Linked DNA regions of Homo sapiens: region 2 is linked to region 1. A link is a contact called in ENCODE Hi-C or POLR2A ChIA-PET data. All regions are on one chromosome and are shown on one strand. The core of a region is the stretch at or near the end of the contact, and the rest is flanking DNA. Distances in the headings are between cores, read along the strand shown.

What was found. A loop is a pair of places that touch in the nucleus more often than their neighbours do. ChIA-PET counts read pairs that join two places held with the same protein, here RNA polymerase II (POLR2A). Pooled maps may share reads with other maps.
Region 2: a loop to region 1 is called in a pooled map, with 2.2 times the contacts of the local background. The contact joins two enhancer-like sites. A Hi-C loop is called at or near these places in 5 of 168 maps with a recorded cell type or tissue (CD8-positive, alpha-beta T cell, cardiac septum, endothelial cell of umbilical vein and 2 more), 1 of 37 single-sample maps with no recorded cell type and 8 of 50 pooled maps. POLR2A ChIA-PET finds 5 or more read pairs at or near these places in 11 of 52 experiments (CD4-positive, alpha-beta memory T cell, K562, OCI-LY7 and 8 more).

The regions. Positions count from the first base shown.
Region 1 is chr1:89,693,972-89,701,400 of GRCh38, reverse strand. All of the region lies in intron 2 of LRRC8C (leucine rich repeat containing 8 VRAC subunit C), which reads right to left. Among named protein-coding and RNA genes, the nearest start is that of LRRC8C, 65 kb to the right of the region's middle. Within about 2 kb of position 2,565, at least 4 of the 41 ENCODE cell types and tissues checked have a DNase peak (open chromatin) inside an H3K27ac peak, as active enhancers do; they include CD8-positive, alpha-beta T cell and natural killer cell, where a contact is called at or near this core.
Region 2 is chr1:89,735,831-89,743,259 of GRCh38, reverse strand. No RefSeq gene overlaps it. Among named protein-coding and RNA genes, the nearest start is that of LRRC8D, 81 kb to the left of the region's middle. RefSeq lists an enhancer at 3,580-3,749. Within about 2 kb of position 3,284, at least 9 of the 41 ENCODE cell types and tissues checked have a DNase peak (open chromatin) inside an H3K27ac peak, as active enhancers do; they include CD8-positive, alpha-beta T cell and natural killer cell, where a contact is called at or near this core.

The DNA.
Region 1 (7,429 bases), core at 1,316-3,815:
AGGTTCACGCCATTCTCCTGCCTCAGTCTCCCAAGTAGCTGGGACTACAGGTGCCCACCACCACGCCCGGCTAATTTTTTGTAGTTTTAGTAGAGACAGGGTTTCACCGTGTTAGCCAGGATGGTCTCAATCTCCTGACCTCGTGATCCGCCTGCCTCGGCCTCCCAAAGTGCTGGGATTACAGGCATGAGCCACCGCGCCTGGCCCCATTGTTCTTTTTCTATGAACTATAATCCCCAAATTATTTCTCCAGCTTGAACCTGTTTTCTATTTTTATTTTTTATAGAGATGGGTTCTCACTGTATTGCCTAGGCTAGTCTTGAACTCCTGGGCTCAAGTGATCCTCCTGCCTTGGACCCCCAAAATGCTGGGATTACAGGCATGAGCTACCAGCTTGGACTTTAAAACACAGCTATGATTATATTGTTATAGGAAGAGGAAGTAAGAAAATTTGCAGTGTATGATAAAATAGGTGGTACCATTCCAATATGTTAACTTGTGATCCAGATGTAGTCTTTAGATTGTGTCTTATTCTTTAAAAAGACAGTACTTTAACTTGGTTATGACAGATTTGATCCAAACAGGTAGAGTGGAGCCACAAAAAGGCAAGTGGCCAATATAAGGCAGTTAAGTTTATGCTTCATCCTCCCTCCACCTCATTGATTCAAATATAGGTAGTACCAAAGATTTCTACCCTGAAGTTGATCATCTAGACTTGCCCCCAGTCTGACGGAACAAACCAAGTTTTCCCTGTTGACCTAAGAAGGATATAGCAAAATCACATCCCAAAGATCTATTCTCCAGGGATTGTTCAGAGATAAGAGCAGGCTATCCTTTACCAACAGAAACATATTGAATACCTACTATCTACTATTAGGTTGGCATAAAAGTAATTGTGGTTTTTGCCGTTGAAAGTAATGGCAAAAAACACAATTAGTTTTGTGCCAACGTAATACATGCTAAGCGTCATAGGAAAACCAAAGAGGCATAGCCAGTATTTGCTGTTCTAAAAGCACTTGCAATCTTGCTAGAGGGACATAAACAGCCACATGAAAAATCAAACGAGAGCACAAATATGGCAATATCTACAGTAAGAGCTCAGGCTTGGAGTAAGCAGGGTAGGCTTGGCGGAGTAGAAGGAACTTCACTTGGGACTTGAAGCTACTAGGTTAGAGCCTGTGGTTCCAGAGGCAGGAGCAAAAGGATGCATTTGGGGAGAGAGAGGGAGAAAGACTGAAAAGATGGAGTGTCACTCTTCTTTTCTGAGGTAGACCCATTTCTCCTGGGCAAAGGGATAGAAATAGAAGGGAAAGGAATTAATTTTCATGTCACTAAGTTATCAGTTAATGTACAAACTTGACTAAGCACTTTCCCCAAGATACAAGATGCTAGAGGACAAAGAAAGCACTCGTTGTCCAAACGCATGAGATTGATTCCCCTCATCAGTGATAGAATTAACTCTGAAAATGTAGACTGTGTTTCAAGGCTGAACTATTGAAAATATTTTAAGTACAAAAAATGTTGGTGAGAATGAGAATGAAAAGGAACTGAAAAGGCAGAGTAGATGGCTCTGAAGGAGTGAATATTTAAATGCTTTCATTCTTAGCAAATGTCTTATTCACAACTCTTGCTGTGCATTATGTTGACTATAAGCATATTTGGGGGCAATCGCCACAGGAGCACAGAAATAGACATCTATGAGAACCACACATGCTGCATCACTATCATCAGGACGAACACCGTCCTTGTCTCCAACAGAAATGGAAAAGCAAAACTGCAAGTATGTGGCATCATTTCCTGTTTGCTGTGCACATGCTCTCTTCTTTTCTTCTACTTTTTAAAAAGACTTTTTAAATTTTCTTAGAGCAGCTTTAGGTTCACAGCAAAATTGAAAGGAAGGTACAGAGATTTCCCAAATGCTCCCTACCTCCATCCATGTATAGCCCTCCCCATTATCACCAAGCTCAACCACAGTGGTACATTTGTTACAATCGATGAACCTACATTGACACATCACTGTCATCCAAAGTCTACAGTTACCTTGGGGTTCACTCTTGGTGTTGGATAAAGATTTGGACAAATGTATAACAACATGTATCCACTGTAATATCCTACAGAGTCATTTCACTGCCCTAAAAGTCTTCTGAGCTATACCTACTTATCCCTCCCCTCCTTTGTCCTTTCTAAGCAACAACTGATATTTTACTGTCTGTAGTTTTGCCTTTTCCAGAATATAATACAGTTGGAATCATACAGCATGTATCCTTTTAAGATTAGCTTCTTTCACTTAGCAATGTACATTTAATGTTCCTCCATGTCTTTTCATAGCTTGACCGTTTATTTTTTATTTTTTATTTTTAGCACTATATAGCATTCCATTGTTTGGATCATCTCTCTCTCTCTCTTTTTTAATTTCTTTTTTTTTCCACCTTCGGGACTTGTCTGAATCTCCCTTATTTTTAATGATGATGATGCTTAACATTTATATCATGGCCAGGAAATAACACACTGTACAGGGAGGAAGTTTACACCCATATAGTAAAGTGAGAGAAAAACCAGTCTAAGGCAAACTGCCAAAGTCTAAGGTATTTACAAGAGCAGAGTAAAAGGTCTGTTTTTATTAGTTGCCTATTTCTCCAACAGCAATAAGAAAGGGAAAAAAAAATCATACCTTGGCACATTTGAGGCATGGAGTGCTTGGGGAAAAAAATCCAAGGGATTGAAGAGATAAGTGCATTAAAACTTAGATTTCTGAACTTATGGATTTTCTCAGTGGTAAAGTATAATGGTACTTTTATACAGGTTTTATTAATACATAATTAAAGGCTAGTATCAAGTGAAACTCCTTGAGTTATGCACCGTGAGAAATGCCTGAGGAACATTAAATGTCACTGATAGAAAGATTAAGCACTAAAAAAGCTACAGCATATCTTAAATCATTATACAGAACAAATAACAGTATAAGGACCAGTAAGCTCTTTAAAGATAGACACCATGCTTAGTTTTCATTGCCTGGCACAAAGTAGGTACGCAATAAATATGAAGTGAATAAATAAAACAAACACTGTCCCCCATATCCCTAAGGAGGAACAAACCACAGCTAAGGCAAGCATATGCATTCATATATTCAGATGCCAGAGAACATCTGGAAATATTTGACCTCTAGCTACCTTCTTCTGACATGAAACAATTCGTTTTGCACACTCTCCTAACTGCCAAGTGATATCAGTCTAGTGATTCCTAAAGCCAGAGTTAAGTGCTAACTCATTTAAGAGACACAAAGAGAGTACCAGATTTGGGACACATGGTCTGTTTATTCCTAGGTAAAAAAGAAACCATCATATCCACATTAGAATCATGTCTACATTTTGAAATTTTGCTTAGTAAATACGATTCTCCTATCACTGTAAATATTGACATACTAACTTTTCTGAGGGTGGGAATGACAATACATACTATTAATGTTCATTTTTTTAACCCTTCATTAAACTGAAGGTTTCCAGCCATCAAGGATGCTTTTATTACCTCTATCTTGGTTGTATCCACATTGTTTTTTTTCCCCTCTTCTTTTGAAGAAAGCTTCTCTAGGCCAAACAAGGAATTACAAAAAAAATTTTTCAGAAATGAAGGGGGTGGGTGAGATTTGAAGCAGCTTCTTCTCATTCTGCTTCATGGCATTTTTCCATAAGCCATAAAGACCAGTGAATTATTTGATCCATGGCAATTTAAGATCTATGTGGAAAGCATCCATTTCAAAGTAACAACCATGTGAGAAAATTCAATGGATACATAACACAGAACATGTTTTGATTTATAACAGACTATTTGTTTCGGTTGTTTGAAGAATTTGAAATATTTATCTGTAATTATGCTCTTAAAATAATACAGGAAAAACTCTTTTTGAAGCAATGCCCAGGGACTGAAACCTCAGTTCTGTACTCAGCTGACTTAGCTCTAGAAACCCTGCAGTTTACTGATAAATCTGTGAGCAGGAGTAGAATAAAAGAAATTGGGAGAGTTCAAAGAGAAACATAAATCATCCAGATTATCTTCGATGTATGAACAGGACAAAGATACAGAATTCTAAATATGGGAAGCATGCAAATAAAACTGTTCTAAAAGGATATTTTTAAATGATTATTTTAGAAATTTACTATAATAATTGGAAAATAATTTGCTATTTATTTTTAGCAAATAAAAATATCTCCCCAAGTGAGATGATATCAACTGCCAGGTTGTGGTCCAATCTACATGAAGGAATAGATAGTGTCATCCTTAAAAGATAATATCCATAATTTGTTATGGCATCATAGAAGGCTTGCAGTTAAAGCAAGAGTCATGGCACTTGTTAGTCATTTATGTGTGCTGGATGGCAAGTGATTTTTTTTTCAATCATTATTATAATTTTTAGAAGTTAAGATTATTTGGATTCCATAAATATTAATTTGGATAAGACAGGTTCCACACATTTCAGACAAACAGGTCTTTTACCTATAGAGGGAGAATTTCATCTACGCACTTTTCCATTTTTCTGAATCATCCAGATAATGGCTGATCTCTGGGGAGAAAAGACTCTTCTTTGCTCCTCCTTACTTCTTTCTAGGTGAAAGAGGGCTTGATAGAGATGGTGACCTTTAAGGAAAAGGACTGAACTCTGGTGTCACAAGGGGTTGTTTCTCCTTGGGACCAGTCTGTTTTGACTCTCTCTTTAGAGCTTCTAAAGGGAGTCATCATTTGGAAGTCTCCCTTTTTCCTTAAAACTGATGTGACACAACAGGTTTGAAGCTGCCTCTCTCTGGGAAGTTGATGGTAGCCTAGGAGGGCCTGAAGAGGATTGTTCAGATGACCTTTAGGAAGAATCAATAATAAATCAATATCTCTCTCCCCTCTCTCTTCCTCCCTCTTCTCTCTTCCCCTTCCCCTTCCCCTCTCCCCTCTGTCTGTTCTTTACTCAGATTACCTTTCTTTGACCTGAGCACAGCAGAGATTAAGGTGTAGAAAAAGAAGCTAAGGAGTTTTTTTCAGAACTCCCTACCACACCCCCACTTTTTTTGCAGGTACGTAGATTTTTCAGAGCTTAGGCAAAGAAAGTGCTTGAGACTTATCTGAAGTGTGGCCTAGCTCACCAGGAAACTGATAATGTGGTTTAGGGCCAGAACCTTAGCTTTAATTAAATGTTCTTCTGCCTGATCTTGTCCACTATGTCTGTATAGCTCCTGCAAAGTCTTCTGGGAGACAGATGTAGGTAGCTATCAGAATTAGGGCATTTGGTCCTGGATTCAAGACCTCTCTCAATCTCTGTTTGTCAAGACTCAACTAATCACACTTATGACTATATGAAGATGCCCCAAATGAAGAGAAGGCAGTTTTTTGTTTTGTTTTTCAATTGGGGAGGATCAGAGTAATTGCCCAGAGAAGACATTTTGAGGTCTACAGTTTCTAAAGAGACTAAAAACAATACATTTCTATTTTATCACCATTTTTTTCACAATAAAACTGTAAAATGGAAGTGATGCCTATCCTGCTCATTTTATAAAACTGGGCCTCAGAAAAGCCATGTGTTTCACCTAAACTCATACTAAGAGCATATGAGAGAGCCCATGCTTTCTGTTTGAAGTTTTGGGGAAAGATTTTGTTTTTTCTCTTTAAATTAACTTGATCTAGCTGAAATTATTATTTTTTTTAAATCCAGGTTTTCTATTTCCAGTGAGCATATAAGGTTTCTTACAAGGTAAAATGATGAGATAGTTGATGGCCTATTTATTAGACAAAAGATTTTTGCAGAATTCTAAAAATATAAAATTAAGTGACTACTAACTGATATAATCATGCATACAAGTGTTCTACAAGTGAATATCACTACAACACTGTCTCAGCTTGCATTAAGCATTTTCTGAGTCCAATATCTATCACCTATAACATTTAACATCAACATCCTAAACAGTAAGTTAACATATTGAACTTAAGGTCACATAGCCCCAGCTTTGGATATCAGTGCAAAGAATCTCACCAGCTTTTAAGAACTAAAATAACTTGAGTAGGGAGATGCCAATTCTATTTTAAGATAGCTGACCCTATTACTGCCAGTAGTTCAAACACTTCTTAGGAAACTTAACATTTTGAACTTGTCATTACATGATGAAAAATGTCACTATGTATGTTCAAAAGCCTTTATATAGGGCCGGGCGCGGTGGTTCATGCCTGTAATCCCAGCACTTTGGGAGCCCGAGGGGGGCAGATCACCTGAGGTCAGGAGTTTGAGACCAGCCTGGCCAACATGGTGAAACCCCATCTCTACTAAAAATACAAAAATTAGCTGGGCATGGTGGCTCACGTCTGTAGTCCCAGTTACTCGGGAGGCTGAGGCAGGTGAATTGCTTGAACCCAGGAGGTGGAGGTTGCAGTGAGCCAAGATTGAGCCACTGCACTCCAGCCTGGGCGACAGTGAGACTCTGTATCAAAAAAAAAAAAAAAAAGTCTTTATACTTTTATTAGAAACAGGAAGTGCTATTATAACAAAAAAGCTGGGCATGGGCTGGGCTCCCAGCACTTTGGGAGGCTGAGGCGGGTGGATCACTTGAGGTCAGAAGTTTGAGACCATTCTGGCCAACATGGTGAAAGCCCGTCTCTACTAAAAATACAAAAATTAGCTGGGTGTGGTGGTGCATGGATGTAATCTCAACTACTAGGGAAGCTGAGGCAGGAGAACCACTTGAACCCGGGAAGTGGAGTTGCAGTGAGATCATGCCAATGCACACATTCCAGCCTGGGTGACAGAGTGAGACTCCATCTCAAAAAAAAAAAAAAAAAAAAAAGAAGCTGGGCATGGTGTCACGCACCTGTAATCCCAGCTACTCAGGAAGCTGAGGCAGGAAGATCACTAGAGCCCAGGAGTTTCAAAGCAGCCTGCGCAACAGAGTGAGAACTCGTCTCCAAAATAACAAAACAAACGAAACAAAATGAAGCAGAGCTGAAAGTCCTTGTTTGCTAGAAACCCCCAAGTGGACATCTGTAGAATGTTACCATGCCCCACAAGTCTTATCTTCTGTAATACACCATATCACTTTTTTCTCCCTGGAATATAATTTATTCCTGTATTCCTATAACCACCCTGTATACAGTCCACATAAAATTGGAATTCAGTCCACATAAAATTGTCAAGGTGATAGATGACAAGAAGTAAAATTCTAGGGAAGATCAAAAGTGTCAGTTCAAATAAACCACCATAAAAAGAAGGTCCCAACTAAGGCATATTTTTGATACTAGATGTAACAGAGGTTTTGAAATAGTGTTTCTTTCACACCATTCACTACCATCCCCACAGAGATGACAAAGGTTGCTCTTTACAATTATTTTCACTATCTAAATAATTTTTGTTTTATATTCCCCAAAGACCCTAGTAGAACGGAGATGTAAGGTGGGTACATGG
Region 2 (7,429 bases), core at 2,035-4,534, 41 kb before region 1:
GAGGCATTTATATTCCCTGTTAATAAGGTCACAAATAATCACCTTTATTATCAATCCAAATAAAGTATATGATGCTGCTCATGGTAGGATTGGGAGAGAACCACCCCAAAATACCTCCCCAACTAGCCTAGTAAGGTGCCTACAGGTTCTACCCATACTCTTTCTTTGAGTAAAAGCACTAGCTTTCAAATATCCTGAGAAAATGCTGGTATTTTAACTGGGAGAAGAAGATCAATGGACAGGGACAGGGTTGGTTTATTTAGCTGTCTGCTAAGAGTGCAAGAGATTTGCGATGGACTGAATGTTTATGTCTCTCCCAAATTCATGTATTGAAATCCTAATCCCAAGGTGGAGTATTAGGAGGTGGGGCCGGTGCACAACAGCAAGTGCTCTCACAGTGGAGAGCTCTGGGAAGGCAAAAACATCCATGTGTTTGGAGGACCCAGCAAATGAGCCAGCAGATTCATGCCAACATAGACATGTGTGAGCTACTTAATGGTTGTGGCTTCACTACTTCCCTCCAACTTTCACACAATATCTCCTGTGGTCCACACTAATGGGAAACACGCAGCAAAGGGAATTCTGGGAAATGCAGTTCAGCCTCATCAAGTTGACACCCATCAAGCCACCATACCAGGTCAGTTGATTCCAGGATGTGTGGCCTTTCCATGACAACACATTGCCCCTCCTCAAATGGCTCTGTCCATTGCTTGCTCAATCTTTACACCCAAGAAAGGCATTCTTCCTAGGTCAGCTCAGTTTAAGTATTGATACCACAGGCCTGGAACAGGGCAAGGCACGGTGGAGAAGGATCAAGAGGTGAGCATCATCCTGAGGAGACCCTACAACAATTAAACTGCAGTTGGAAAGAAAAAGAGTCTCATCCTTGGGGTGAGCATAGTAAGGGTGAGGCACTTGGTCTTCCACATATCCCTGGCCCCCAGTACCACTTTCTCCCATAGCCCCAGGTACAGCTGTGCCGTCTCTGTACTGCACTAAAGTGTCCAGCCGAGGGGGAGGGAAGACAGTGGGCTGAATTATAGCCCTGCCTTTCTCCCCAGTCTCAGAGATGTTTCAGCCCAGAGGAATAAAAGCTTTTTTCCCAATCCATGGGCCTGAAGGAGCCACCTTTTTATAATTTGCACAAAGGCATTAGAGGTATAACTGTGCCCCTTGAATCATCTGCCTATAGCTGTCTGACATAATAAAAAATATATATTTGGTCTTTTACCCCAGTTCCTGACACATGGGTCTTAAAACCCTCATCATTTCCTGAATGATAGGAGTAAGAGGAGCACCATTTGTTATATTTGGTCTTATTCTCTGTTCCCTGGCACAAGAGCTTTTAAGAACCTTGGAATCTCCAGAGTGATGACTGTCTTTTTTATGCTAATGAGATGACTAGTACCTGGGGTCCCTAGCCAGCTTCAGGATGAGGGCTGGTCACCTGAAAGACCAAGCCTTGATGACAGGGTTAGAACTTTCAGCCATATCTCCCTTCCCCATTCCCCACCTCAACTTCCTGGGAGGGGAGAGGGGCTGGAGAGTGAGTCAATCACTAACAGCCAGTGATTGAACCAACCATATCTACACAATGAACCCCCCATAAAAACCCTAAACAACGGGGTTCAGAGAGCTCCTGGGTTGGTGGACACATTCACGTGTTGGGAGGGTGGTGCACCCCAACTCCATGGGGACAGAAGCTCCTGTACTTGGTACCCTTTTGGACCTCCCTCCAGGTACTGCATTGTCTGTGTGCTCATTTGTATTCCTTATACTCTCCTTTGTAATAAACTAGTAATGGTAGAATGTTTCTGAGTTCTGTGAGCCACTGCAGAAAATTATGAAAGCTTAGGGGATTGTGAGAGCCCCTGATCTGTAGGCAAGCCGGAAGTTATGGGTCACCTGGAGACCCACTACTTGCAATTGGCAAATGAAGTGGGGGCAGTCTTGTGGGACTGAGTCCTTAATCTGTGGGGCTTGTGTTAACTGTCAGCACAAGCTAACCAGTGTCATAATTGAAGTAAAGTGGACATCCAGCACCCAGTTGGTGTCCCCAGAGAATTGGAGAATTGCTCAGTATGACCCACACATTTGGCATCAGAAGTGTGAATAGAGAAAAGGGTTTGTTGTTGTTGTTTGTTTGTTTTTCATTTGAGAAAGCCAAGCCAGGACAGTTTGCCCAGACTTCAGAGACTGCCTTCAGGCTAGCTCAGCTGCTGGTCTACCTGGCTTAAGCCTGAGAGGACCTCCATGTGAGGAAAGTCGGAGCAGAGATGAAAAACCAAACAACTAGTTTTACACTGGTCCTCCCAAAGCATCAGGACAATGCCACCTTTGTCAGGGCTTTGAAAAGAAAATAAATAATTGTTAACAGGATCACATACTTGGTATTGTGCTGAGGATGTTATATGAATTATTCATTCAATAAGTGTTTATTGATGACCTACTATATGCCAGAAAATATTCCAGGTGCTGAGGATATAGAAGAAAACAGACAAAAATCCCTGCCCTCATGGAATTTACATTCCAAAGGGAGAAAGGTAAGAGAATTTAAAAAGTAAAATATATGATATGGAAATGATGATAAATGTCATATAGAAAAATAAAACAAAGAAGGGTGCTAGGAAATGCTGGTGAGAGTTGAGGAGGGGAAGGTAGCTCTTTTAAATGTGGTGACCTGGTAAAGATCTCACTTCAAACTGATCTGGGGCCAGGTGCAGCGGCTCATGCCTATAATCCCAGCACTTTGAGAGGTGTAGGCTAGAGGATCGCTTGGGTTCAGGAATTTGAGACATAGCGAGAGCCTATCTGTATTTAAAACAACAAACACAAACTGATCCAGAGGACATTGCATCAGACAGATTATATTGTTATCATTTCACAGATTAGGAAACTGAAGCTTAGAATATGAAATCTTTTTCTTAGGAAAAGATCTGTTTTCAGCTATTCATATGTTAGAGTCTATCTCTTCCCTAAGTATTTGCATGGCACTTGTTCTTTAGCAGTAGAATGCAAAGCAATTTGTACACGGTTAAGGAATTTTAACACCAAAAGTTGTGCTGAAGGTCTGAGAGAAGAGGAGAGCTTTCATCTCTTGGGACTCCTACAATCACAATGCCTTGGTTGGTGGGTCCTGCGTATCTAGTCTTCCTCTTGACCTAGAACAAACCACTTCTGATGCTAGGCAGGGCTCTGTGGCCACAGAACAGCTTTATGTTGTAGTTTTCTCAGCCAATTTTTAATTAGACTTTGTTTTTGTTTTAGCAGTTTTAGGTGCACAACAACATTGAACAGGAAGTACAGAGTGTTCCCACAAACCCCCTACCCTCACACCATACAATCTCCCCAACTAATGACATATTGCCAGAACAGACTTATTTACAAGGTTAACTTTTTCCCTGTCCTGCCCCTTTCTCACAGATCAAATCCGGGCTACAGATTCCGTTGGTATTGCTCTTTGGGTCCTGAGTCCCCCATTGCCTACCTGGGCTGCCCAGGCTGTCAGGGGCCTGCCATTCTCTCCTTGCAGATGCACAGTACCTGCAGAGGATGTACAACGGTGAGCAGGGCAAATGGGCAAACAGATGTCATGGCTCCACAGTACTCGGGGCTGCAAGCTGTGTGGCTGAGGGCTGTTCCTGCCTCGTCCTGTCAACTCAGAGAACCTTCTCCCAGCCAAAGTTATAAATTCTTTTCTAGGAATTTCTCAGCCCTGGATTTCCCCTTTTGCTTTTTAGTTTCTCATCCTGAGTTGGCTCAGTCTCTTCTTCAGACTTGCCTAAAAACTCCCCTTTTAGTGTTGAGCCTTGAATAAATTTTTGTCTGCTGCCACGGCTGAGTCACTGCCTAGGTGCTGTGTCCATACTGTCTCTAGAAGGCTGCCTGGCCCTGGGGCTGAGAGGAAGCAGCGTCCAGCCAGACACCCACACTTTCAGACAGAGCCGCTTCTGAGAAGCAGTGGGGTAGGAGTGTGTCATCTGCTGGAGGGTGGGATGGGGAGACTTAGGCTGTGGGGAGGGGGAGGAGGAACCCAGCCAGATATGGGTGGAGGGATTGGGAGGTGGGGGGTGACATCAGGCTTGATCTTGCCTGGACTAGGGGGAGGCCGTGGGTGAGCTTGCTTTTTGAGGAAAAAGTTGAGATCATTGATGAGCTTTCCTTACTTGAGAGTCAGGGGATGAGGTCACACCTGGGTTTGTGTTATTTGGGAGACGAATGAGTGAGATCATGCTGTTTCCCTTATTTTGTATCATTAAGTGAGGGGAGGAGGTATACGGTGCCCAGTACACCTTATTTAAGAGGTTGAGGTAGTTTGGATGGCCTTCTGCCTCTAAACCGAGGGTTGCCCTGACCAGGCAGAGCCTGGGAGCAGCCCCTCCCAGGGCAGTTCAGTGCTTGGCTGGTTTTGCTGTATTGCTCAGGTCAGCGAGGGCTGCACTATGGCTTTCATGAGCCCTGATGGCTTTTGCCTTCATGAGCCTTTTCCTCCATTAAATTTTTAAAAAATTTTACGACTGTTGGTATAAAAATTAATATAATACAGGCCAGATTTATTATTATATAAGCAATTTGTTTTTCTTCTGATTTGAAAAGAAATTAAAATTAAAACATTTTTGTGGGCCTCTAAAAGCCCTCTGTGCCTATTGCTCCTAATGGACGAATTGGTCCTGAGGTCACTGGGACAGTCAGGGCTCTTCTGGCCTTCAGAAAGAAATCTGGGGCTGGAGGCAGAGCAGAGAGGGCCCCACCCACTCCCTAACTTCACTTTACCTGTCTGAGACACTCTGCCAGGGAACTGGCTAAGAGAACTGCGCAGAACTGGCCTGTCTTCTTGTACAGTCACACACCACATAACGATGTTTCAGTCAGCGGCAGATCACATATATGACAGTGGTCCCATAAGATTATAATGGAGCTGAAAAATTCCTACTGCCCTCAGCCTCACGGCTCGCAGCCCCGAAAGTACTGTGGAGCCATGCCGTCACTACTGCCTAGTGATGCTGTAGCTGTTGTAACAATGTAGTGCAGCATTGTAGTGCAACACATTACTCACGTGTTTGTGGTGATGCTGGTGTAAACAAACCTGTTGCTAGTCATATAAAAGCATAGCACGTACAATTATGTACAGTACATAATACTTGATAATAAATGACTATGCTACTGGTTTATGTGTTTACTATTCTATATGTTGTTATTTTAGAGTATACTCCTTCTACTTATTAAAAAAGGTTAACTGTAAAGCAGCCTCAGGAAGGTCCTTCGGGAGGTATTCTAGAAGAAGGCATTGTTCTCATAGGAGATGACAGCTCCATGTGTGTTACTGCCCCTGAAGACCTTCCAGTGGGACAAGATGTGGAGATGGAAGACAGTGATATTGATGATCCTGATTGTGGGGAGGCCTAGGCTAATGTGTGTGTTTGTGTTTTAGTTTAAAAAGAAAAAAAAATAGAAAAAGGTTTTAAAGAACAAAGATATAAATATTTTTGTACAGTTGTACAATATATTTGTACTTTAAGTGTTATTATAAAAGAGACAAAATGTTAAAAAAATTAAAAAACGTTTAAAGTTAAAAAGTTACGGTAAACTAAGGCTAATTTATTATTGAAGGAATAAAAAATATTTGTTTATAAATTGAGTGTAGCCTAAGTGTGCAGTGTTTATAAAGTCTATGGTAGTGTACAGTAATGTCCTAGGCCTTCACATTCATTCACCACTCACTCCCTGACTCACCCAGAGCAGCTTCCAGTCCTATAAGGTTCATTCATGGTAAGTGCCTTATACAAATGTATGCTTTTTAATCTTTTATAATATATTTTACTGTACCTTTTTTCTGTTTTTAGATACACAAATACTTACCATTGTGTACAATTGCCTACAGCATTCAGTAGAGTGACATGCTGTATAGGTTTGTACCTTGGAGCGATAGGCTATTCCACATAGTCTAGGTGTATAGCAGACCATACCACCTAGGTTTGTGTAAGTAGGTTTGTGATGTTCCCATAATGATGAAATCACCTAACGTTGTATTTTTCAGAAGGTATTCCTGTCACTCAGCAACACATGACTATACTAAGAGGGTGCTGTGCAGAGGCAGGATGGTCCGTCAGGCAGCAGTCTAGCTGAGAACTTGCTTAAGGTGAAGTGCCCTCTTAGACTAAGTAATCCATCAAAGAGCAGATACTGGCCATTTCCCTAGGCAAAGGCAGAGACCAATGGTTCATTCATTCATTAAACAAATATTTATTGAACCTCAACTATGTGCTAAGTAATATTCCTTGGGGATACAGATAAGTTCTGGGTTTCATGGAACATATACACTGTACATTTAAATCCCTCAAAGTGTCTATTTACAGCCACAGATAAGTTAGAAATAGGGGAGAGGGAAACAGAATTCAATAGTTAGAAGCCTTGTCACCTGTTACTGCTAACAGCCTGACATGCACTATGTCACTTGACCCTCTTAACAACCCTGTGAGGCATGTATTATTATTTCTGTTTCATAAATGAGGAAACAGAGGCTCACAGAGGTTAGGAAACATGTTCACAATCTCACAGCTCACAAGCCTGGGTTGGAAAACAGTTCTCATTCATTCCAAGGTCTGTGATATTCCACCTGGTTACTCTGCCTCACTAGTTACGATTTATGTCCAACAGGAATTTGATTACTAATAGTTTTCTCTGAGTATTTTTTACAGTACAAAGTTATACATACTGCTTTTTGGCAAAGGTGAAGGTAAATCACACCAGAGAGAAGCTAAATTCAGAACGAATGGAAATAGAGCCTAGGTTAGAAATGTAGGAAAGGCAGAACCTTCTTAGTCCATCTGGGCTATAGTTTGTAAAGGGTGAGGTCCTCAATGTCTGGGGAAGACCACCATAGTCAACTGGAGAGATCACTTAGGTTTCAGGAGACATGTGTTTTCATATGAGTGAAATACTGAAGTAACATGTCTGTTAAGGTATGTTTCTGCCATCTGGTTAAGATATGAACTGTAGTTACCATAGGTGCTGAATATACCAACATACAGACAGTAACTGGTGCAGTATACAGCACAGCATGAGAAGAAAATAAACATAAAGAAGAAAATAAAGATCACCTATAATCACACTACTAGGTAATAAACAGCATTAACATTTTGGTGAATATACCTCAAGTATTTTTTCTATTCATATCATTTAAACAAATATACAACTAAAATCTTATATTCTAATAGGGGCTTGATATTTTTCTACTAAAAAATATATCACACACATTTACCCCATGCAGTTAAGTATTCACATACAATATGATATTTAGTGGCTACGTAGTGTTCAGTTATGTAGATGTATCATAATTTATTTAAGAAATCCCCTGTTGGGAACTACAATTAATTTGTTGTCATTTTTCTCACTGTTGTATGTAACACAGACATGAACAGCTTTATGC